Regions from separate parts of the Homo sapiens genome. Here all the other regions are linked to region 1. A link is an interaction called in ENCODE POLR2A ChIA-PET data of the cell type or tissue named here. Cell type or tissue: OCI-LY7. All regions are shown on one strand.

Region 1 (8,000 bases):
TTTAGTGCATTCAGACGAACGAATATTAAAAACTTCCTTAGGTCCTCAAAGAAGGGCCTTGACATCTTTCCTTAGTGAGCTGGTCCAATGTTCTAAATCCTCTGAGCAGGATCCCTGTGGTGTGTGACCCAGATAGCGTCCCAGAGACTTTCACTTTATTTCCTTGTGAAGACACGTGAAAGCTGCTTTATCAAGGAGTCACTAAGTCTGGTCACAACACAGTTTCAAGGAACCAACACTGGGACACTTACCATTTTGATGATTTTATCAGCTTTGATGGTGAGCCTAATTACAAAAGTCCTATCAAATGAATATCCACTGGTTCTTGATAGACCACAACCAAATTGTATTTCCCCCTTGTGTTCCTAGCTATTTATGAATATTGTTGCAAATGCTGTAATTGCCATCACCTTCTTCTGACTTTCTCAATATAATACCTAATTAGTCAGTGTCAGTGTTGCCAGATGATATGAAATGCTGTGGCTTCTGGCCCTCATTTTCTAATGGATTTGGAATTGTATGTATTTATGTCATTGCTCTTCCTTTATAGCAACTACATGCCCTATCCCTGAATCTGTAAATATTCTGAGGCAGGTATATCTTGTAGTCCCCCAATAGCAAGAGTACCCTGCTTATAGTTTTTGGACATTTGTATTTAATGTTGCTCCTTTTATTTCTGTATGCATTCTCACTAGATAGGGCTTTAGCTTTAAAAACTGTGCGAATTTCATTCCACCAGAGGGCACCATGGTAAACTTCACTTTCAAAAGGATCCTTAACAACTCAGTTAAGAAATCCCTAAAAGGATCCTTAACAACTCAGTTAAGAAATCCCTAAAACCGAAATATTGAAACAAATGAATGTAATTAAAGCAGCAATACCTTTGACCAAGATATTTATTCCATCGTGACTTTTAAATCTCTATAGAATGATTCATTTTGCTAAGGGTATGTTAATCACTCTCAAGCACAACTTTGACAAATCAAAAATAGATAGCAGGCTTTATTATGGCCAATGTGTGAGCTCCACAGACTGTCAAAAAAAGAAAACAACAATAACAAAAAAAAACCCAGCACAGTTCTGTTAGGAGACATACCTCTCCTTTTCTGGCTCCAAAAGAGAATGAATGCTTTTTGAATCCTAGGAGGTAAACCAATATCGTAATTTCCTACATGCTACAAAATAGCCATCTTTAGTAAAGCTCCAATTTCAGGGTGGATTTTAATTGTTTACTACTAATAAACCTTGGGAGTTAATTTATACCATCCCTCAAGTCCCAACACAAACAGATTCCCTTTTCCAGAACTCATGGTGGCAAGATTCCATAGAACTCCCCAGATGATGGCAGCTACTATCAGAGCTCTCAACTCTGACAGGAATTAACAAATAACAGGTTACAAACAGGAAACACAGTGTCTCATATCCATGGCTCCACTGATGCATGGTACTATGTAACATGTAGGGTATGTTAATTCCCTGATATTTATTCACTTATTCATTCGACACATAGTTATTGAGTATCTCCTGTGTACCACGTTGTAAGCTCTGGGGATACAGTGATGAGGGCAATTGACCTGATCCTTGTCTTAATGGAGTTTGATTACTAGTAGGGGGAAGTCATATAAAAAGACGATGATAAACAAGGAATCAAATAAAAACATAAGTAATTTCAGTTTGAGAGGTCACAGAAAGTTAATAAAAAGGTTCTATGAGAATGAAGGGAACTCTCACACAGCTTGTGAGAGTAGGACTGTCTGTGTAGATAGCATGAGATAGGAGAAAGAGCTAGCCATGTGATAACATGGAGACAGGGACCAGCAAAATATTTAAGTCTCTTCAGCTGGAAAGACTGTGCTGTGTTCTGATAACAAAAAGGAGGCCTCCATAGCTAGAACAGTGAGTCCTAGGCAGAGTGAGGCAAATTAAACTGGGGCCAGATCCTGGGAAGGATTTTGAATTATTCTCAGGCATGTTTTAAGCAGGATGGCATAGTCCAGAGAATGGATTTCAAGGGAAGGAGGCAAGAGCTGGGGAAGACAGGGTGCCAGAAAGTATTGAAACCAAATAGCAAGTTATTGCAGTGGCTCAGAAGGAGAAAACAATGGTGATTATGGAGATGAACAGAGTAGCCTTATTCAAGGTGTGTTTTAGAAGTAGAATCTACAGGACTTGCTGATAAATTAAACATGGAAAGAAAATTAAGACAAAGATGACTTACAGGTTCTTAGCTTGAGCAACTGGGTGAATGGTTATGTTGTCGACTAAGCCTGAGGAAGGAACAGCTTTCAAGGATAGATGGAAGGAATAATTAGGTATCCAACTTCTACGTGTTAAATGAAAGGCGACTGTGATACACCCCAGGGAAATATATTCAGGACTGCCCTCTGAGCCCTCTAGACATAGGTTTCATTTGTACCACAACCATCTCCCCTTCCAAATACCCACAGAGATGTTTCCTATATCTATGTTTTCAAGGTGTGTGGTCGTGAAGAACAGGGAGCCCTTCACTCCTGTCTGCATTGCCCGCTAAACTACAGGCTGACGTGCCTTCTGATTTTCTTTTCTGCTGTCAGAGCATTTGCTTCCCTCTGTCCTACAGGACAACTCTAAATCATTATCTCCACAACACCTGCTCCATATCAAAAGTGTTAGATTTTTAGCCAGAAGACATGCACTATTTTTCTTACTAGCTGGGTGACCTGGGGCATGCCATTTAACTTCTGGGAGCCCTGCAGGTCTTTGTAAAGACAATATCAATGATTACATGTAAAAGCACTTTGTAAACTGTAAGCAGTTACGTAAATAGGCTTGTTATTCTCATTTTTGTCTCAGTCTCCACCACTGTAACAAATAATCTTCCTTTTTTTTTTTTTTTTTTTTTTGCTCTGTTCTCCTCGCTTTTCTTCTTGCGTGCTTCTTCTGTCTCTTGTCCTTTCTGCCACATAAATTTGCTTTCCTGAAAAAGGCTGGTTATTTGGAGACATCATCACCAGCCAATCAGAGCTCTCTATTCCTTCTGGCTGGAAAGCCAATCAGATGTAAGCTCCAGGTCTCTTTTCAGTGTTGCTAGGGCTTCAGGTCTACTTCTAAAAGCTGACTTGCTTGCTTTCCGCTAGTTCATTCTCTGTCTCTCTCTGCTCCCCACTTCTCCCACCCCCACTCTATTCCTCTCACTCCTCCCCTCTTCTGGGTTTGGAGCAGTTCCAAATACTTAAGGCTTCCGGAAGTTTGGGTTATGGATAAGCAAGGTTTGACTGTATATTTTTTCCCTTGAGAAATAGAGGACAGCTATTCCATGTTCAATATTGAAGCAAATGTTTTAGCAGCTTAATGTCCCTTGGCTACATAAAATTTAGTTCTGTTTATGTGTTTTGGGTGTACAGATCACTTTTTATTCAGATGGACTAGAGCATAAACTGGCATTGAGTTTTCTGGCAATGAAACGTCATAGCACTGGAACCTCACTGGGCTTTACAAAAATGCATTCAAAATATTTTAAAGTACTTCCACTTTATAACTGATGACAGAAGATGATAAATACATTGTGGTTATTTTGCTCCTGTTTTTTGAACTTTCAGTGCTGGGATTATTGGAGACAACTACCCTGAGATAGCAGTGATTTGGGAACTAATACCTAATGGCTAAGTGGGTGTCCTCAGCCCTCACATCCTGCTTATCTATGGAAACTAAGTAACATGGGAATGATAGCTAGAAATCCACCCTTTTCAGAGGACCCAAGAGTCCATCTTTAAATGCTGTATGGCTGGGTATGCTGTGAGGATTCTCTTAACACAGAACAGCTCTGCCTTCCAAAACCCTAAAGACGTTTGATAAGGAAAAATAGCTAACAAGTTATGCCTTTCTCATAACCTTTGAAACCTACTTAAAAACTGAAACAGTACAAGAATTTGCAGTTTAAAATGACCAGAGAAGTGGCAGAAAGCCAGAATTCTGTCAGAGACGGCTTAGAAAAGCTTAATGATTAACAAATGGGTCACTGCCTTCAGGCTCTGACCTTTAGAACTAACCAATTTTAGCCTTTTGGTTATGTTCCTTCAACTCGTTTTATATCAAGGAAAAAAAAATACTCTCTAATGGCACAGTACCACCCATCCAAAAAAAGGATTCTTAGCAGTCCAGTATTTGGTCAGTAGCTTTTCTGATAACATGGAGTTGGTCCTAAGCACAGTATTAACAACTGTTAAATTATATTTTTTGTTAGAGTTTAAGGAAGGCCCTAAGCACGACTGCATATCCTGCAGGTGAAATGTACGAAATTTCGGTTAACATGGTAACGGCTCTAAAAATACCTAGGCTACAGTTTAACCACAGAGTTTCCTCCTTAACGTAAAAAAGCCACCATCACGAGCTGTTAGAAAGTGCAACAAAAGCAATCTCTGTCGGACTTTGTGCAAGCAGGCTATTAAATCAGGCCTGGCAGTGACAATCTGCAGCCACTCTGCATCAAAGTAATAATTAAAGTTTTGCAAGCCCAAACAGCAATGCACAAACCACCTAAGAAATATGTTACATTGATAAGTCCTTTTTTTCTGCCTGTAACTTCTCTTCTCCCCTACCCCCAACCACCAGGTGGACTAAGCAGGGCGTGGCAGGGGCACCGTGACAAAGAGTCACCACACCATAACCACAGGGCCCCACCCGAAGGAAAACCTAGGGCAGGCTGCCACGGTTTTCCCAGCAACCTCTGCACCAGGATCCCATAGAGTATGCACAGGAGGCTAAATCACTCACCTGGGGTTTCCCATCTGGGCTCTTTGCTTGGCAGAGACAGAGAGGGTGGGGTCAACCTTTTCCTTGATGCTTTTGCAGTTAGCAAGTTGGAAACACATTTGACTCTTTTGAATTCTGTGCCTTGGCTATTCAGGAGTCTGTCATGTCTGGGCTTACTAAATTCTACCATGTCTAGGCTGCCGGGTTTAATAAATAGAAATACCTGACATCCAGTTAAATTGGAATTTTGAATAAACAGTGAAGAATTTAGTGAGTGTAAGTATATCCCATGCAATGCTTGGGATACTTACACTACATACTTATATACTTATACTACAAATAATTTCATAGTTTACCTGAAATTCAAATTTGACTGGATGTACTTTCAGAGTCTTTTTATCCACCAACACCCAATTAACAAATTGGTTTTTATTTGTTTGGGCTTTTTAACTTCATTTTGCTTTTATTTAGTTTTGCTTTGCCTTGCAAGCCTTGGGTCAGTGTAGAAAGGCTAATCCAAGGAAATGAGCTAGCATTTGCTGAGCTCATTCTTAAATCAGGCTTCATCTTAGGTACTTTTGATGCATGGTCTTTTAAAATCCTCACATCATCCTCTATAATAGCCTACTTAAAATCCACATTTTATAGAGGAGGGTACCTCAGCTCAGAAAGGTTAAGTGATTTGACCAAGGTCACACAGCTAACAAGGAGGCAAAGCTAGGTGTAAGCCTAAGTGAGTATGACCCCAACTGGCTTTCTCAACTACTTAGTACATCTGCAATAGTCACATTTAAATGTAATAGTTAATTTTTGCCTGTTTATCAGACATTAGGTTCTTTTCCTTAACAAACGTCAACTCAATAGCATAGATTTCATAAGCGAAAAGCTCAAATTGACAGCTGAATTGGGAACTGTTCTCCATCAACTCCTGGTACATAATAAACTATTTTATTAATCTCTTTACTAAAAATGAACTTCCAGGCCATTTCTGACTACTCCACACTAGAGCTATAGTTGTTCTAAGTGCTTTCTATATAGTAATTAATCTAATATTGAAATCAACCCTATGATATAGTCAGTACTATAATTTTCAATTTATAGTGTAGAGAAATTGAAGTTCACAGCCTTTCCCAAGGTCATACACTGGTAAGGGAATTAAGCATGATTTAATCTCATCTTCCTGGCTGCAAAGCCTAGGTTGTGTGGCTTTGAGGAATTACTTAGCCTCTCTGAGCCTAAGTTTTTTCATGTGTAAAATGGGAATTATAACTACAGTACTATCTATATCATTGTTAACCATCTAAATAATGGTTAATTCATTTACCAGTGTTTGACCTTGAGAAAGTCTCTGAACTTAAACAGCTTTGCACATAGTAAGCACTCAACAAACATGAACTTATACAATTATTTTGAGAATTATCTTTAGTAGACACCTTTGACAATAAAGGACATAAGAGAATAGTCTATGTCAGGGATTGGCAACATTTTTCTGTTAAGACCCAAAAAGTAAATATGTTAGACTTTTTAGGCCAAGAGTCAAAATCAAGGATATTATGTGGGCAATTACATGACAAGATAGAAAACAAATTTCTATAAATCTTTATTGACAAAAATGGAAAATTTGATAATAATAGTTAAGTATAATTTTCTATAATATAGGTCTACTGATGAGAAAAATTGAATTCTTTTATTGTGGGAGAGTGATAACATTTCACTTAATTGGGGTTCAAAGTTAGTGCTTCCTATCATCAGAATCAATTGCCCATGCCCATCTGTTAATGCTGATTCATAATGAGGTTTTACATATTTTGTCTTTGAAAATATCTTTTCACACAAATAGATACTGTCAAATACTAATATCTGTTGATGAACATATGATTTTAATTTAGCACAATCATTACTTAAAAAGCACTTAAAGAATTCTATTAGATTCTTCTCTTGGTATTTGCCTTTTAGCATGTCATTATATTAATTACTTCCAATTGAAGGGTAGGTGGAAGCTCCTCAATTGCACAGTTAAATGGATTTTGAAATAAGGAAATTTCATTTGCACTTGCATCAAAGTCCAAAAAAATCCACTGCTGGAATTGTAGTTTGAACTCAAAAGATATATCTGCTGCACGTTTGTGTGGAAATGGAGGTCTTGCTTCTTGTTTTAACTTTTGACAGCACAGGAAATGTAGAAAGCAGTTTGACATTACATGTGATTCAAACAACATTAGTTGTCACTGAAATGACTTTACCACAGTATAAATTTCACTTGTAAGTGCTGTTTTGCCTAACAATTTTAGGTTGAATTTTTAAAGAAACATTAACAGTCTGTAGGAAAGCTCATTTCCAAAACTATTCAGTATTCAATTATAGGTGATAGTGGTGCATCTCATTCATAAAAATTTCAATCTTGGCCCTGAGCTCAAACAAATCATAATGAAATGTTACTACTACTTAGCAATTGTTTCTGCCATGTGATAGAGAAGTAGAATATTCAGATTCTATTCTAACAAAACTTTACAGGACTAATGATGGTTAAGTCCGCAAAAGTAAATGAATATCACCATTGACACTACTGTTTCAATTACACATGATAGATTTAAAGATGTTCCACAAAGCACCGCTGATGAATAATATGAGTCACTATAGGTTTAAGATGCCTTACATTTTGAAAAGCTATATGAATTTGTACAATTAAACCCTTTTTCTGCTTTAAAATAAATATTTTACCACCGTCTATTGGAACACATCTTAGAAGATTCCCCTTCAGGTTGTGCAGAATTTGTGTTCTCTCAGTTTTTTTGGAAATGTTGTCACCTATAGTTTTACAATGCAGGCTATTCATTAGGCTAATTCTTTAATCACTGTAGACTCAGAATTGACTCCTCAAATAAATAATAACTGAGTGGTATCAGCTATATCTGTCAACTCATCAAGATGCAAGGAAAACCACTCAAAATTACTTGCCTTGTCTTTTAATCAACAATTGCCATTGCTTCCAGTATTCTCAACTATTCAAGCAACTGTTCTCACCAAAAAGCTAATAGTCTTAAACAGGTTTGTTCTATCTGGATAATTTATTCAACTGCTATAATCAAACACAATTTAATTTATTCATCCTCAGTAAATAGCTTTCCTTGCTTGGGAAACAAATGAGCTACTCAGAAAATTATTTTTGATGCAGTGTTATTTGCACTTTTTATTTTTGTGAAAAAATTCTACTGTGATGATATATTCAATTTAATTTTTTATTTCTATGACTATTGGTTACTGGTGAG
Region 2 (8,000 bases), 190 kb before region 1:
GGAATGGTGATGAAAGAAGGAGACTGTAACTTTGTGGCACCTCAAGGAATTTCTTCAATTATTAAGCATTACTTGAAAGAATCAGGTGGGAGTAAGATTTTCTCTGCCTAAATTTTAAAATTAGCATTTAAAAACAAGTTACACACATAGTTACATATTAATACTATACAGGAAATTATAAATATTAGGTGCTCTATTTGCTGATCAATAGCTAGTCCTTCCCCAAAGTAATCATTGATAAGCTTCCAGTGTATATTTCCGGAACAATGTTTATGCATCTCTCTATTGAGCTACATGGCTGTCTCTATTTATCTATAATATAGATATTATAGATGTATATATATATATATATATATACACACACACACACATACATATATATTTCTTTATATTTATTCTTTTAAAAATATAAAAGGGAATAATTTTGCATAAATGATTCTATACCTTGTTTGACTCATATCTTGGATCTATTTTCATATCAGCAAATTTAGTGTAATCCATTTTCTTTAATGATTGTCTAGTATTTATGACATATGCGTACCATCACTTATTTAACTATTAGCTTTCTGGTAAATATTTAGGCTGTATGGGGTTGGGAGATTGTTTTGGTTTTTGCTAATACAAACATTGATGCATGTCTATTGTTGACATGCTTTTGGAAGCATATCTTTATTTAGGATCAATTCCTCACAGAAGAATAGCTATGTCAAACGATATTTGCATTTTTAACTTAGCTAGGTTGTGCTGTGTATTAATCTTAAAGAACATCTCACCAATAGTGATGAGAATGTTTCTTTCCCCACATTTGGGTATAATGGAAATTTTTAATTTTTGCCAGTGTAATAGGTTAAAAATTGGATCTCTTCGTGGTTTTAATTTGCATTTCTTTAATTACAAATGAGTTTATGCATTGTTTTTGTTTTATTAGCCAGCTCTTTGCAGTTTTCTTCTGTGAATGTCTTATTCATAACCTTTGCCCATTTTCTATTAGGATTTTCATTTGTTCCTTATATATTTTATGAGCGTTTTGAAAATGGACCTTTTAAAAAAGAAAATAGAATTTTTCTTGGATAATTGATGATTATTTTTAAAGGAGAATGAAGCTTCTTGATAAATCATAATTCAGTTAAGTACCCAAGTTGAGATAACTGAGAAAGGATATAGGCTAAGAATTTTTTTATAAGCCATTTCCAGCATAATTACTGTTTTGATCTTTATCATCAAATATTACTTATTGAGAACCCCAAGAATCCTTGACACTGGGCATCAGAGAGGTCAGTAAGATTGAATAAACAACATGAGAACATAATAAATACCATTCTGGCTTAGACCATTTCTCCATTCGAGATTCAGTATATAGATGGTATGTTAGACTACTCCAGAGAAACAGAACCAATAGGGTATGTGTGTGTATGTATGTGTGCATGCATGTGTATATGTGAGTATGGATAAAGAGAGAGATTTATTATAAGGAATTGGCTCACATGATTATGTTGGTTGGTAAGTCCCAAGATCTGCAGGGTGATCCAGCAAGGTAGACACCCAGGAAAGCTGGTGGTATACTTCTAGTCCAAAGGCTGGCAGGCTCAAGACTCAGGAAGAGCCAATGTTTCAGTTCTACTCTGAAGGCTGGAAAAAAGCTGATGAGCCAGTTCAAAGGCTTTCAGGCAGGAAGAATTCTCCTTTATGTGAAGGAGGATCAATGCGTTTGTCCTATGTAGGCCTTCAACTGATTGGATGAGGCCTACCCACATTAGGGAGGGCAATCTGCATTACTTGATCTACTGATAATAAATGTTAATCTCTTCTAAAAACGTGCTCATAGAAACACCCAGAATAGTGTTTGACCAAATATGTAGGCATCCTATGGCCAAGTCAAGTTGACACATAAAATTGACCATCACAGATGGTGACACTATTGGACGTTTTGTAGAATGTTACTATCAGCTTCATATAGTGTGGCCATATCACTTTAAAAAATCTCATTTCCACCATGATTTTCCCCTGACCCAGGTTGGATGAGTATACCTATTGAAATCATCAGGTACTTACTAACTGATATGCGTGCATGCATGCATGTGCAGGAGCTTAGAAAATGATATCCCAAAATGGAGCCCTCAGAAGTAGCTCTCTCTGACCTTCTCCTGCCCTCCTATCTCTGGCCTTGCATTCATCCCTGAGGCTAGCCCTAGAAAATAGAATCTCTTTTCCCAAGGCAGGTCGTAGAAATAAGAACCCCTTTTCCCCCCAAACCAGCCATAAAACCTAAAACTATCACTCTAGCTTTCCCCTGCCTTCCTTTGTAAAAACTGGCCATAAAGAAATTATCTGACCTACCGTGTTTGATTGTAGCTCACAACAGTTCCAGAGAGGGTCATGACCTATAACCATAAAGAAAGAATGCTGCACAGAGAGGACAAGAAGAATCTAGACAGACAGGCCTTGGTGGGTTTTACCAGTTTGTTAGCCATAGATATAACCCTTTGTCCAATCATATTGCTGCAGAGCTGTCCATACTTTGTTGAATCTAAGCATAAAAATGGACTCCTGTATCTTTGGGTCTTCAGTCTGAAGGTTTCAGTGTCATGCAAAACTATGATTAAATAAATTTGTATGCTTTTTCTCATATTAGTATGCCTTTTGTCAGTTGATTTTTACTGAAATTTCACCCCTACACATGCATATATACATACATACACATATCCTTTTGTTCAATAAACATTCATTGAATACTTACCATAATGCCAAACATTGTTCTAGGTACTAATGATACAAGAACCAATGTCCTTGCCTTCATGGAGTTGATGTCCTGGCAGAGAAACATCTTTGAATACATTGCATCTATCTCCTTATTTTGTTATGTGTTTGGGGGAATACATACGTTTTAACTTCCAATTTTGCTTTTTAAGCTTTTCAGAGAAGAGATTATTTTTAATTCCTTGTACCTCACTCAGAAACTAATAGTACCTCCTACATAGTAGGTAGAGTGATATAAATGTTAAAAATTTATTTTATATCAAGTTCATGGTCTATTTAACTTGAGTTTATATAAATTTTTCTTTGTTTATTTTAATGCTATTTAATGTTATTCTTGTAATACTTCGAGATTCTCCTCTACCCCGATCTATTATCTATAGGATTTGTTGGACCCTATCTATAATATTTTTAATTTTATAATTATATCCCTTTTAAACATTCTTTAAGTCCCTTTAACCTTTCTATTCTATAAATGGTCCACAAAAACATTTTGGTTTTTCCACACTATAAGCTAAGACAGTCCCTGAAATCAGAATGACCTGGATTCCAGTTAATGTCCTACCATCCCTTTCTGTTCATGTAATATTAGGAAAGTTTAAAATCTGTACCTCAGTTCTTTCATTGAAAAAAATGAGCGTAATGAAATGCAAAAATGAGGGTACTTACTACAGAATATTGTAATGGAAGTTCTTGCTACAAAGTGTTGTGAGGAATGAAAGATATAATGCACTCAAATTCAAGCAAGTAGTAAGCCAGTCACATAGTAATCTCTTGAAAAATGTTAGTTTAAAAAATATTGTACTTGAATGAAGCTGACCTTCATATATTCCTTACTTTAAGAAATCAAATTGCCAACTATTTTCAAAAATACTCTATATTTTGGAATCTAGTTGAGTTTAAAACCCCACAATCTGATGGACCAACCAGTGGTCATTCAGATTGGGACCAGACTCCCAGGGCAATTATTTGTCTGGGATATGCCTAATCAGGCATGCTTTAGAATAGGTTCAAACCTTTAAAGCCAATATTTAACTAGACCAATTTCCCAGAACAAATAGTAAAAGGTAAAGGAAATAGATGCTTTCTTCTTGACCTTATGTTCTATTTTAATTTATTGTCCGATGTGTTCACATTAACCTCATTGCAGAGAAAGCTGTATTTATTGGCATCAATTTCACTGACTGCCTGCCTTCTCCATTAATACAATCTTCTTGAGTGAGTGAAACATGATTTTCTTTTGTTCTTTTTTTATACTAGTTGTCATTATGCTGGGGTGAGAATTGACAATAGCAAAAGTGATTCTAGCTATCAGTTATTAAGTGCTGACTATTTATCTAATACTACCTGAGGTACTTTACGTATGTAGTTTCTAATTCTCACAGTAAATTTTCAAGGGAGTTAATCATCATCCCTATTTGTTAATGCGAAGAATGAGACTCAGGTACTTTGTCTAAGGTGGCTTGGCTAGTTGGTAACAGAACTGAAGTGCCTTTGCAATTAATCATGTTGTTTTTTTCTATTAAGTCTCTCATGGAGGGCAATGAGAGGTGCTCATACTCTCCAATTTAACATCTATTTTGTAGAGCCTTCTCTTTCCTTATTGATTATTTTCCTATAGTATGAAGATTGTACCCATCCCACCTGGTGCTACGTGTCAGTAGACACATGGTTCAATAGAACAACCTCATAGTTCCCTGTGCCCCTAGTTTCCCTCTTTCATCAGTTAATTCCTGACATAGGGGGAAGTGGATATTGAAGAGTAATACCACCTTAGTTCTTTATGCAACCTGGGAAATTGGTCACCTGATGGTTCCTGCCTATGACATGGAAAATGATGGGCCAGGTCCTTTTGCTTTTGAATAAGGTCCCATGTTACTAAATTATTCAAAAAAGATGAATTTAGCTTCCAGGACACAGAGTGAGCAGCTTTTATTTAGCTTGTCCTACCAATAGGGAGGGCTGTTGCTGCATTTATTTGTTTTTATTTTATCATCTACCTAAAAAGGACATTGGCTAGCGATCCAGAAAGTCAACATTTGCAAAGTAACCTGTCAAAATTGACAAGATCAATTTATTAGAAAAAAATGGTTTAGGTGGCAGATGCCATTAGCTAGGATGGCTTCTGTATTGTAATATTTACTTTTATTATTCTCTCTCTTTTTACTTTTGTGCCTATTTTCTTTCTAAAATTGATAGAGGGGAAGTGAGTCTGGGTGGTTCTGTCTCAAAATTTCTCCCAGCAGGTGATCCTGGCACTCATCCGTAACGATGTCCTTTTTAGAGAAGCTAGAGGATGGCATGAAAACCAGGTTAAGCATTCTTCTATTTACTTCAAGCTGTGTAGTCAGTTAGAGATGGTTCACATCACTTCAGGTCCCACCTGAGCAGTTCTGACTGCTGCTCACTAAAACCTATTTGTGGGAAATCATAGGAGAAACATAAACTTGGATTTTCTCCTTAAAATGGAGGAAGGCCAGGGATAAAATTGAATAAATATATAACAGAAACACATTTGCCTTTGTAAAATGTTTAAACCTTCTTAGACTTCTGATATCTTTATAGCTATCTGAAGATCATTTTATTCTAATTAAATATTATGTGCTGGGGAAACAAAAGTCAATAAGAGACATGATCCTGGCCTCTGTTAATGTAGAGTATAGTGGGAAGAAAAGACATTAAACTAATTATACATACAAAGAAAAGATGCATGATAAATGTTAAGAAGAAAGAGTGAGAGCATTATGAGAGAACTTACAATAAAAGGACCTAGCCCAGTAGGTTTTAGAGGAGTGATGGGGGAGATGTGTTAGGGAAAGCATCCCTGAGGAACTGATATTTTCATGGGTACCTGAAAGGTGGGCAAGAGGGAATTAGGCTGAGAGCTGAATGATGAGAGTTCAATGCAGTGGACACATCAAATTGGAACTGTTTTGAAGCAGTAGGAGGAGGTTAGTGCATTCAAGGAATAAAAGATCATTATGACTGGACGGTAGTGAGTGAGGGAGAAAATGGTAAAAGATGATGCTCAAGACTAAGGCAGGGCCAGGTTATACAGGGCTTTGTAAGCAATGTTAAAGATTTTATACTCTAAGTGCGATGGGAAGCCATTGAAGGGTTTTATGCAAGAGAGGGACATGGTCAAATTTACTAAGCTCAGACATAACTCTTGAGACTATTTATTTATCCATTTTAAAATTGGGTTTTTCAGAGCTTATAGATTTAAACACATAGTCTTTGTGAAAGTTATTAATTACTTTCACAAGGAAATGCCACTTTCCCAAAAACTTTGCTCCAAGCAGTTGGAAAGGAAGCCTTTCTGGTTAATAAGAGAGGCTATACCATTTCTCCTACCTCTTGATAAATGCTGCTTTTTGGGTGGTTTTGCCAGTGGTGTTTGATTTGGGCGTGTCCACCTACCCCAGTGGTTCTCATACTTTAGCGCGCATCATGACAAGACTAAGGGAGCTTGTTAAACATGGATTGCGAGGCTCAATTCCCAGAGTTTCTTATTCAGTATGGTCGGGTTGGGGCCCAGGAATGTGCATTTTCTAGTACATAGGTGCTGCTGGTCTGGGGTTCATACTTAGAGAACCACTGACATATATATATATACACACACACACACACATATACATATACACCTTGGTGTATATATATGTGTATATATATATATATATATACACACACATATATATATAGTATATATATATAATATGTGTGTGTGTGTGTGTGTGTATATATATATATATATATATATATATATATATATACTTTGCAGAACACCTTGTGGCCATTGGGATACATTTTCAAGGCGTTCATCTGGGGCATGAAGAATTTTCTAGGACTGTGAACTTAAGTCCCCTTAAACACACACTCATACCACCAACAATAACAGCATATTGTTCTCTTCAAAGGAATATTATGAGAAAACGTAGAATCAGTTAACTTAGCTGAGGTCTGGGACAGGGCCATGGACTAAGTGAGGCAAGTAGGGTGAGGCATCCTAAATAAATAAAAACAGAGTGAAGCAGAGCTGCCCTTGTTGGAATAAAGGAGATGGTGGATATGTGTTGAAAGTGCAAATTATTTGCACCTTCCCCAAGCAGGGGCCTTAGAAAAGCCCTCAGGCAAGATGGAGTACTGTTTACAAGCCCCTTGCTCTAATCTTTGAACAGAATGATGCACACTGTCTTGAACAGAGATTGATCTCTTGGGCTAGCTAGAACTATGTTTCTTCTAACATTTACATTTGATTTTTTAAAAACTGGAGTGCTTACTAGGGTGTAGCATTATTTAAGGGTCAATGAAAGAGATGAAAGTGTATGAGATCTGAAGACCCGACATGAAGGAGCCTTGAGTATTATTACATAGATAAGATACAACTAAAGCATGCAGATATTTTGAATCAATGTCAAAATTAGTACTAAAGGCAGTGATGGTTGAAGAATATCATAGAGAGGAAGGATCACACTGAGCTGGAGTGGCTACAGAAAGGAAGCTTTGGGATGAACTTTAGCTGGATTTTTAGTGACTAGGAACGTGAGATTTCCCAGGTAAAGATGAACAGGATCTTTCAGTGTGCTTTTTTCCTCCCTCATTCCATCTTCATTTCTTTCTTTTTCTATACACAAAGCTGAATAAAAGTAGATTTGCTTGTAAATCAAAATTTTTTGAAAACTGGAAGGTGAGTACTAGTTTACTAAGGAGACTTAATGACCCAATTGTACTTTCTTTCAGTTTATGGTTCATAATTCATTCTTTTTATTTGTTATGTTGCCTAGGCTGGAGGGTAGTGGTGCGATTTCAGCTCACTGCAACCTCTGCCTCCCGAGTTCAAGCGATTCTCGTGTCTTAGCCTGCTTAGTAGCTGGGATTGCAGGCATGCACTACCATACCCAGCTAGTTTTTGTATTTTTAGTAGAGATGGGGTTTCACCATGTTGGCCAGGCTGGTCTCAAACTCCTGACCTCAAGTGATCCACCCACTTCAGCCTCCCAAAGTGCTGGGATTACAGGTGTGAGCCACCGTGCCTGGCCTCATAATTCATTATTTTAAATAAATACTTAACTAATAAATTCTATGCTATGTATACTATATGCTATACATAGAAATAAAACAGGTATAATTTGTAGCTCATGGGCCTTACAGATTAAAAGGGAAGACAATATTAAAGAAATAATTATTAAAATATCCTTGTGTTAAGTGCTAAGAAGGAAAATGTTATGGGAGGGTACTCTAGAGTA
Region 3 (8,000 bases), 260 kb after region 1:
AGGCATTAATGCCACATTCTATTTAGATAAATTTTTATTATATTGAAGGCCAGTGCCTTTCCATATTGGATTCTCTTGATGGACAAAAGACTCTGAAATAGCACCCAAAAAAGTATTTTTTAAAGCACTATTGTTCTTATGGAAAAAAAATTTAATTCTGACAACAATGTATAGAGAAGGGTAGCCTGGCAGAATTGCATCAACAACGTCAGTGATTTAAATTTAGTTTTACTTTAACTCATGGCCCTAACACCTTCATTCTCCAAAGACTCCATCCCTGACTAACAGTCTCAATTTCTATGTGGTTTTCTTTTTTACATGTCATGCCTAAGATGTAATGAGTAGTTCAGCCTTTACACAGATTATCAGGTGAATTTAGCAAATGGTACACACAGAAAGAAGGTCCTTTTCCAAAAGAGAGAGAAAGAGAAAGAGAGAGAGTGCAAAGAAATAAATTCTCCTGGTTATTTAGTGCTGGTAAAGAGAGTATCAATTAGCATAGCCCGTTTAAAACCATGATGGTGAAACCAAATTAGAGCCAGAAAATGTTCAATCTTTTTGACAGTCACTCCTGGAAATAACTCCTAGAAAAGTTATGTAAGTAGAATATTCATTCCAATGTTAACCAGAATGGGGAACAGAGGCTTATATGCATGAGAAAATAAGGATGTCCATTGTCATGTTGACTAAAACAGAAGAAGGGTTGTGAGACAAAAACTGGAAAAAACCTCAATATCCAACAATAGAGATATACTGCAGTAAAATAGAGTATCAATGTGATTACATGTGCAGCCATTGAAAATAATTACAAAACTTATTAAAAATATTTTTAAAATGAAACATTCGAGAATACAAAAGAATATGTACGTTTTAATTATAGTAATTTTAAAATATGTCATTCCCTGCTTCAAAGCCTTCAATGGCTCACCACACAATCTCCTTAATATGGCCATTAGGCCCACCTTTGTCTGGTCTCTACATACCCCTCCAACCTTAACTCACCCCACTCCCTAACTGCCCTGGCTCTGAGTGTTTAGAGACCTTAGAAATTGCCTAAACATGTCACCCTCAGTGATCATCTGAGGCATCACTTCTTTGAGAAGGCATCCGTGACCTTCCCCACAGCAAGGCTTTCTATGTCAGCACTATCACACTGCATTGCAATTGACTGTGCACTTTTCAGTTGCCCCAAGTGGACTGTGAGCTCCTTTTCATCTGAGATCTTGTCTATCTTTCTCACAGCTGTGTCCTAGAACCTGGCACAGTGCCTGGCATATGGAGGGGCTCAACAGATGTGCATTGGATGGATGAAAAAATAAAAGAATGATCAGTGAGTGAATCAGTGAAGGAACCAATGAGCAAATATCATTGCTACTAGCCTCTCTGCTTCCCACTTTGAGTGAATAGCTGAATGCATGCGGACCTGTGTTCAACGCGGCAAATGCAGACAAGAAGAGAAGATAAAACATAAGAACCTGTGAATATTGGGGTAATTGAGCTGACCTCATTTTCAAATAGTTTTTAATATTGCGGAGAGTTTTGGGAGGTAAGGGTGTAGCTTTATTGAGATATAATTCACATACCATACAGTTCACCCATTAAAATTGTAAAAAACAATGGTTTTTAGTATATTCACAGAATAATAAAATCATCACCCCAATCAATTTTAGAACAGTTTTATTACCACAAAAAGAGTCCCCCTACTGCCACATTCATTAGCTATCACTCCCCACCCAATCTACCCGTCCTCCTCAGCCCTAAACAACCACTAATCTTCAGCCTCTATTGATTTACCTATTCTGGATCTTTCATTTAAATGGAATAATCTGATATATGTTCTTTTGTATCTGGCTTCCTCCACTTAGCATAATATTTTCAAGGCTCACCCATGTTGTAGCATGTATCACTACTTCATTCCTTTTTATGGCTGAATAATATTCCATCGTATGGACATATCATCTTTTGTTTTATCTATTCATCAGTTGATGGACATTTGGGTTTTTTTACCTTTGGACTATTATGAATAATGCTGCTATAAACATTCATATATAAGTTTTTATATGGGCACAGTATTTTCATTTCTCTTGTGTATATAGCTAGGATGAAATTTCTGGTTCATATAGTAACTCCGTTTAACTTTTTGAGGAACTGCAAGGATGTTTTCCAAAGTGACTGCACCATTTCACATTCCCACCTTCAGTGTATGACTCCAGTTTCTCCACATCCTCACCAATGCTTACCCTTCTGGCTCTTTGATTATAGCCATCCTAGTGGGTATGGAATGGTACTGTGGTTTTAGTTTGCATTTCCCTGATGACTAATGACATTGAATATTTTTATATGCTTTTTGGTCATTTGTATATTTAATATTATTCAAAATCTTTTTTTCAGTTTAGAAAAATGTTTATAATGAGGAATAGTTTCTAATAAATAGGATGTACATAGGAGATCATTCTGAGCTTGTAGTGATAACCACCAAAGGTAAAAAGTACAAATAAGATGGCTTAATGACCTATACTGGACAAAAGAGATAGCAAGCTTCATTCCTGACTCTGGGCAAGTTTCCTAGCTTCTCCAAGCCCTGGTTTCAACATCTGTAAAATGGAATACTAACAATATCTATATGATAGGTCTGGTGTGATAGTTAAATAAAATTTACATGTAAAACACATAGCATAGTCCCTAGCAAACAGTAAGAACTCAATAAATCTTTGGTGTATGAAACTATGGTAATTAAAATTAATCATTTTTTTTAGCTACAGGACTTATGGGAGGCTTTATTATGCAAATTTGCATTATGATTCTCAAAGAAGAAAGAATTTGTTTCCTAAATTTAATTGATCATGGAATCCTTGTTTCATAGGTCGTCTGGCAGAGCAAGTTGTCTAGGAACATGCCCTGGGAAATGCTAATCTACCTCTTCTCTCTTTAACCGACCAGGAAACTGAGACCATGAAAAGAACTACCCAAGATATTTAGTCACTTGATAACAAATCCAAGGAGAGAACCCAAGTTCTCCTCTTCCCCTATTCTTCAATGAAATGCATGAACCCATCACCTTGAGAGTGGGACAAGAAGAAGCCTTGTGTCCACCTGCCCCATACTCCATCTGTTTGGTCCACAAGCTCGGTCCCCACCCTATCAGGCCCATCCTCATATTGTCATGGGCTGGAGCAAGAGTACAAATGGAGGCCCACGTGACATACGTCTAAATGTGTAACAGATGTAAGTCAAGTTGACAAACTGCTGAGGAATATATGTTTCATCCTCCTGCCTTGGCAAGTGAACCTTCATAATGACCTGAAAGGCCAAGTTGAAATTCAGAACCCCTCAGAGTTCCTCAGTGAGCGTGACCCATGAGAGAGGGGATCCTGGAGCCTGAGGCTGCATCCCACTTCCCGCCACCCCTGGCTCTGTCCCACACTGCAAGCACCTTGTTAACATGCAGATAGACCCCTCTGGCCACATGTCCAAACTTCATCCACAGGCTGTTGTGACAGCAACCTCCCAAACCCCTTCAGAACTAGGGAGTGTGCAGGCTGTCAGCAGGATGGACTCTCAGGAAGTCAGACCCAGGAAGAGACCTGGGAGTGAAGTTGGGTTCAGGGCTGTTTGGGCAGGAATATGGGGTCCCAGGCACCTGAAGTCTAGAGGGGCATGGGCTCTGAGTGGATGTTGTCCCTCAGTCCTGCAGACTGAATGCCCTGCAGGAAGAGGTATAGCACGAAGGGGGCCAGAGCACAGCTCTACCGGAGCTGCCCATGTTCAAGGGCAGTGCTGTTCACTCTGCCCATCTGAACGCCACAAGGATTGTTTCAGGGAAGATGCCTGAAAAGAAACATCTGTGAAAATCAGATTGCAAATCCCTTTCCTGAACCATGAGCTTTTTAACTGAAACAGCCCTGCAGCCCCACTGCAGGAGGGTCAGCCCAGAGATTCATGAGCAGCTGCACTGGGATGGCTTCATGTGACACACTGAGGCATCAAGAAGGGCATGCCAAGGTGACCTGGGGAGCCTTCTTTCAGGCCTCCACTACCCCCATTTGGTAAATTCGGGAAGATTAGTAAAAATTGAAAGGAGACTCAAGGCTCACATTATCTCTGGATGGTTTGCTACATGTAAATAATCAGAACTTGATGGTAGAAAGCAGATTGTCCATTATCATTAGTATGATTTCAGCCTGCTTTATGGCTCCTCAGTGAGTTGAAAACATATTTTTAGATTTAATATCAAAACCTGTCAGAATTTCTTTTGTTAAAGCTAACAGAATGATACAGGTCAGATAAATTATTATAAGAAATTTCATTAAGGAAGTGCCATATGTGGCACTATAAAAAAGACAGAGCAGCACATATGGCTAGGAAGAAGGGATGGCACTGTGTCCCCTGCACGTGCATGACACCGTCACGCCCTTCAGCCCCTGTCACTGTGGCCATACTTGAATGGGAAACCCCTCCTCCATCTCCATCCCTGCCTTATGCTGTCCTCTCTCCCCCAAAACCTGTGTTCTGCTGGTGCCCCAACCCCGGAAACCTGACAACCAATTTAATTTTTGTCTGCAGAGGACTTGGATAACAGGACTTCTGATATCCCAGGGAATGGAAACTTTCAAACAGGAGACAAAGAAAATGGATAGACAATTAAACGCAGGGCCCCAAGTCAGATTGAATGCTCTCTCTCTCTCTCCTGCTTGGTATCAGGGGTTAAGAACACCAGTTCTGGTATCAGACTAGCTAGGTTTAGGTCTTGATAAATCAAATCTCACCTTGAATTGTAATCTTCATAATCCCCATAATCCCCACGTGTCAAAGAAGAGGCCAGGTGGAGGTAATTGAATCATCGGGGCGGTTTCCCCCATGCTGTTCTCGTGATAGAGTTCTCACGAGATCTGATGGCCTTACAAGGAGCTCTTTCCCCCTTCACTCGGCACATTTCCTTCCTGCCAGAAGGTGCCTTGCTTCTCCTTCACCTTCCACTATGATTGTAAGTTTCCTGAGGCCTCCCCAGCCATGCTGAACTGTGAGTCAATTAAACCTCTTTCCTTTATAAATTACCCCCATCTCAGGCAGTTCATTATAGCAGTATGAAAATGGACTAATACAGGTCTCTACAACTCCTTCATGTGACAGTGTGCAGGCTGCTTCATCTCAGTAAGTCTCACTTTTCTCATCTGTAGTATGGGGATAATAATATCCATTTCTTCAGGTGCCCGCTGGGAAAACTAAATGAGAAAATGCGTGTTAAAGCACTTAGCATGATGCCTGGCAAAGAGTAAAAGTTCAATCCATATTTATAATTGTCTTCATTTGTATGTCATTTACAGACAATAGCTTTGGTGGAAAAACATACAATTTAAGTTAGGAAATCTGTATCTACCACTGGCTGTAAGACTTTGGCTAGTCGGTTCACCTCTCTAGACCTTCATTTCCTCATCAACAAATTGGGGATAATCCTACCCATCTGGCAGAGTTGTTTCAAGATTCAGGGAGCTACTGAATGGGGAAAGTGCTTGCAAACTATAATGTGATACGCAAGCATAATTTAATGTAATCATCTCCAAGCTATCCCCGAGCCTCTGAAAATGCTGGACAGTTGCCATTTATATGACTTTCTTCCAAATATGGACTGTCCAGGCAGTCGAGTAATAACTAAAAGCATCCTAAGAGTCTAATGATACAAAGCATCAAAACAAGTCAGAAATGTAGAAGCCCCGACTCAAAAGGGTCTGAGATGTACAGCAGAGGCGTGTTCACAAAGGAGCTGCCTCGCTGATTGCACTTAATAGCTTAGCATCCTTCAAATAGGTTATATATATATATTTAAAGCCCAGAAATTGATATTCAGCAGCACAGCTTCCTTTCAGGCCTAGAGTCTATAATAGTTTTGTCCCTTGAAATCATAGCTCAAGAGATAAACCAGTCTGGGCCTCTGAGATGCACAATGGCAGCCATGCTTGGCTAGCCAGATGCGTTCGAGTTTTGCTGATGGAGGATCTGACCACTTGGCTCGGATCATGGAATTTTTCAACCTTCTGGTCCCAGCTCTTGGCTAACTATTATGCCCTCGGAAGGCCCTTCCAGCCTGGTCCTTCTCCAAGGGTAAGTGAGCTGATTACTTACATACAACTCCTCTCTTGGACTCTGAGGCTTGGAGGGTGTTGAGCATTTTATCTTGAATCTCTTACTTTATGAAATCCTCTAGGATATATAAAACAGGAAAATGGAAAGGGAGAATGAGTGTTGAAGAAAAATGAAAGAAAGGAGGAGAAAACAAATGTTCTCCCTGACTCTGCTTCACCTCTTCAGGTGAAGGAGGAGGAAGGGTGCTGTCAAAGTTGCACCAGAGCCAGTTCTGAGAGGGAAGCACTTTGGGGAAGTAGCAGCCTGCACAGCTCAGGGGAGCTGCTGACTCCTGGAGGAGGTGGCCCCTGCCAACGCAGACCCAGCCTTAGCTGGACACAGAAAGGGCAGGATCTTTGGCTCCTGTGGTATCAGAAAGAGGTGACAGACACATGCCTGGAGCAGATTAACCTCAGGCAAAATGGAGAGAGAGGCAGAGCTGAAGTGGGATTACAGACCTCCTCTGCTCTGGTCTTTACCTCAGTTTCCTCTTAGCTGTGGGAAAAAAAAAAACAACCCTCGTGTGTAATTTGAACATTTCTATTCATTGGGTGGTGACTAAGGCTCAGCAGCCCTGAGCCTCTTCCAGCCTCAATTGCTGTCTCTCCTCAAGTTCTCTTTCCCTCCCCACCTGCCTCGCGATGCACAGGTTCCTTCCTTTCTCCTTTCTTTCCTCAGTCCTCTTGCTGCTGTCTCCACTTTCTCCTGCCTCAGACTCTTTCATTCAAACCCTTCTTTCCTGTTCACCCTCCTTCCTGCTCCCCCTCCTTCCTGTTCCCCTCTCCTTCTTGTTCCCCCTCCTTCCTGTTTTCCCCTCCTTCCTGCTCCCCCGCCTTCCTGCTTCCCTTTCCTTCTTGTTCCCCCTCCTTCTGCTCCCCCTCGTTCCTGCTTCCCCCTCGTTCCTGCTTCCCTCCTCGCTCCTGCTTCCCCCCTCGTTCCTGCTTCCCCCTCGTTCCTGCTTCCCCCCTCCTTCCTGCTTCCCCCATCCTTCCTGCTTCCCCCTCCTTCCCGCTTCCCCCCTCCTTCCCGCTTCCCCCCTCCTTCCTGCTTCCCCCTCCTTCCTCGCTCCTGTCCCCTTCTCTCTCAGTTCCCCTCCTCCTCTGTCCTTTTGCTGTCCTAGTCTACCTTTCCTGTTCTTGTCCTACCGCTTCAAGATGCCCTGGTGGGGACTTTCTGATTTCTCTGTTTCTGGCTTCTAGAACTTTGAAGGTAATTAAAATCATATTCGTATATGTATCTGTCAAAAGTCCCCAATATTGGTGGGGAAAGAATTAGGCAGGGGAAATGGTGATTCATGTTTAAATAAGTAAAATAAGTATAATAAAACCACTTTATAGTAAATTTTCTAAGATTGCAGACTACTTTTTATATTTCTTGTGGTTTCCATAGAGCCTAGCATTGTGCCTAACACATAAAAAATGCTCAATAAGTATTTGTTGAATGAGTGCCTCAACCAATGAATGTATGAATATGGAAACAAAATGTGGTTTATTTCATTTAAGCACATATAGCCACAGTGTCAATTGAGCCAGAAAGCAGGGATGTATGTCTTTAAAGAATCTTGGAAATCCTTGATGGAATGTACCTATTCACTTATAATTAGCATAAGTATTATTAAAATGTTGCCCTCTTCAATGGGCTAACATTTTCCTTGTTTACATTACTAATTTTCTTGGCAAGCCTTCTTTCACAAATACAGGTCAATCCCAGCTACAAGTTCTGTACACAAAGCCGCTGACTCTGCTGGTGTCCCGTGTTGACACTGGATTACTTTACCCATCTCCTCTGCACCTAACTGGTTCATCTGCAGGATTCATCTAACTCATCCTTTCACAAATGTTTCTCTTATGCTTCTTTGTGCTAATCTTTATGCTGAGTAC

Evidence for each region. Peaks named below come from ENCODE experiments on the same cell type or tissue, not always from the same donor. Only the 100,000 strongest peaks of a DNase experiment are listed, where the experiment ranks them.
Region 2: POLR2A ChIA-PET joins it to region 1 with 20 read pairs; 3 of 35 experiments call an interaction of 5 or more read pairs at or near these places.
Region 3: POLR2A ChIA-PET joins it to region 1 with 15 read pairs; 7 of 35 experiments call an interaction of 5 or more read pairs at or near these places.

What each region holds. Positions count from the first base shown.
Region 1 is chr10:88,382,385-88,390,384 of GRCh38, reverse strand. The region is part of intron 4 of RNLS (renalase, FAD dependent amine oxidase); the gene reads left to right. Among named protein-coding and RNA genes, the nearest start is that of RNLS, 200 kb to the left of the region's middle. In OCI-LY7, CTCF peaks have their summits at 533, 732 (motif pointing right) and 4,476; DNase peaks (open chromatin) are centred at 734, 3,044, 4,314 and 4,634; H3K4me3 peaks cover 5,584 bases; H3K27ac peaks cover 7,034 bases.
Region 2 is chr10:88,573,652-88,581,651 of GRCh38, reverse strand. It overlaps RNLS (renalase, FAD dependent amine oxidase), which reads left to right. Exons shown (of 7, transcript NM_001031709.3): 3 at 1-85. Among named protein-coding and RNA genes, the nearest start is that of RNLS, 5.7 kb to the left of the region's middle. In OCI-LY7, a CTCF peak has its summit at 4,663; no DNase peak of the experiment used is centred here.
Region 3 is chr10:88,119,182-88,127,181 of GRCh38, reverse strand. It overlaps LOC105378416 (a long non-coding RNA gene), which reads right to left and starts at 6,869. Exons shown (of 3, transcript XR_946178.3): 1 at 6,752-6,869; 2 at 6,121-6,198; 3 at 1,538-5,222. In OCI-LY7, no CTCF peak of the experiment used is centred here; DNase peaks (open chromatin) are centred at 4,401 and 6,381; H3K4me3 peaks cover 939 bases; H3K27ac peaks cover 1,912 bases.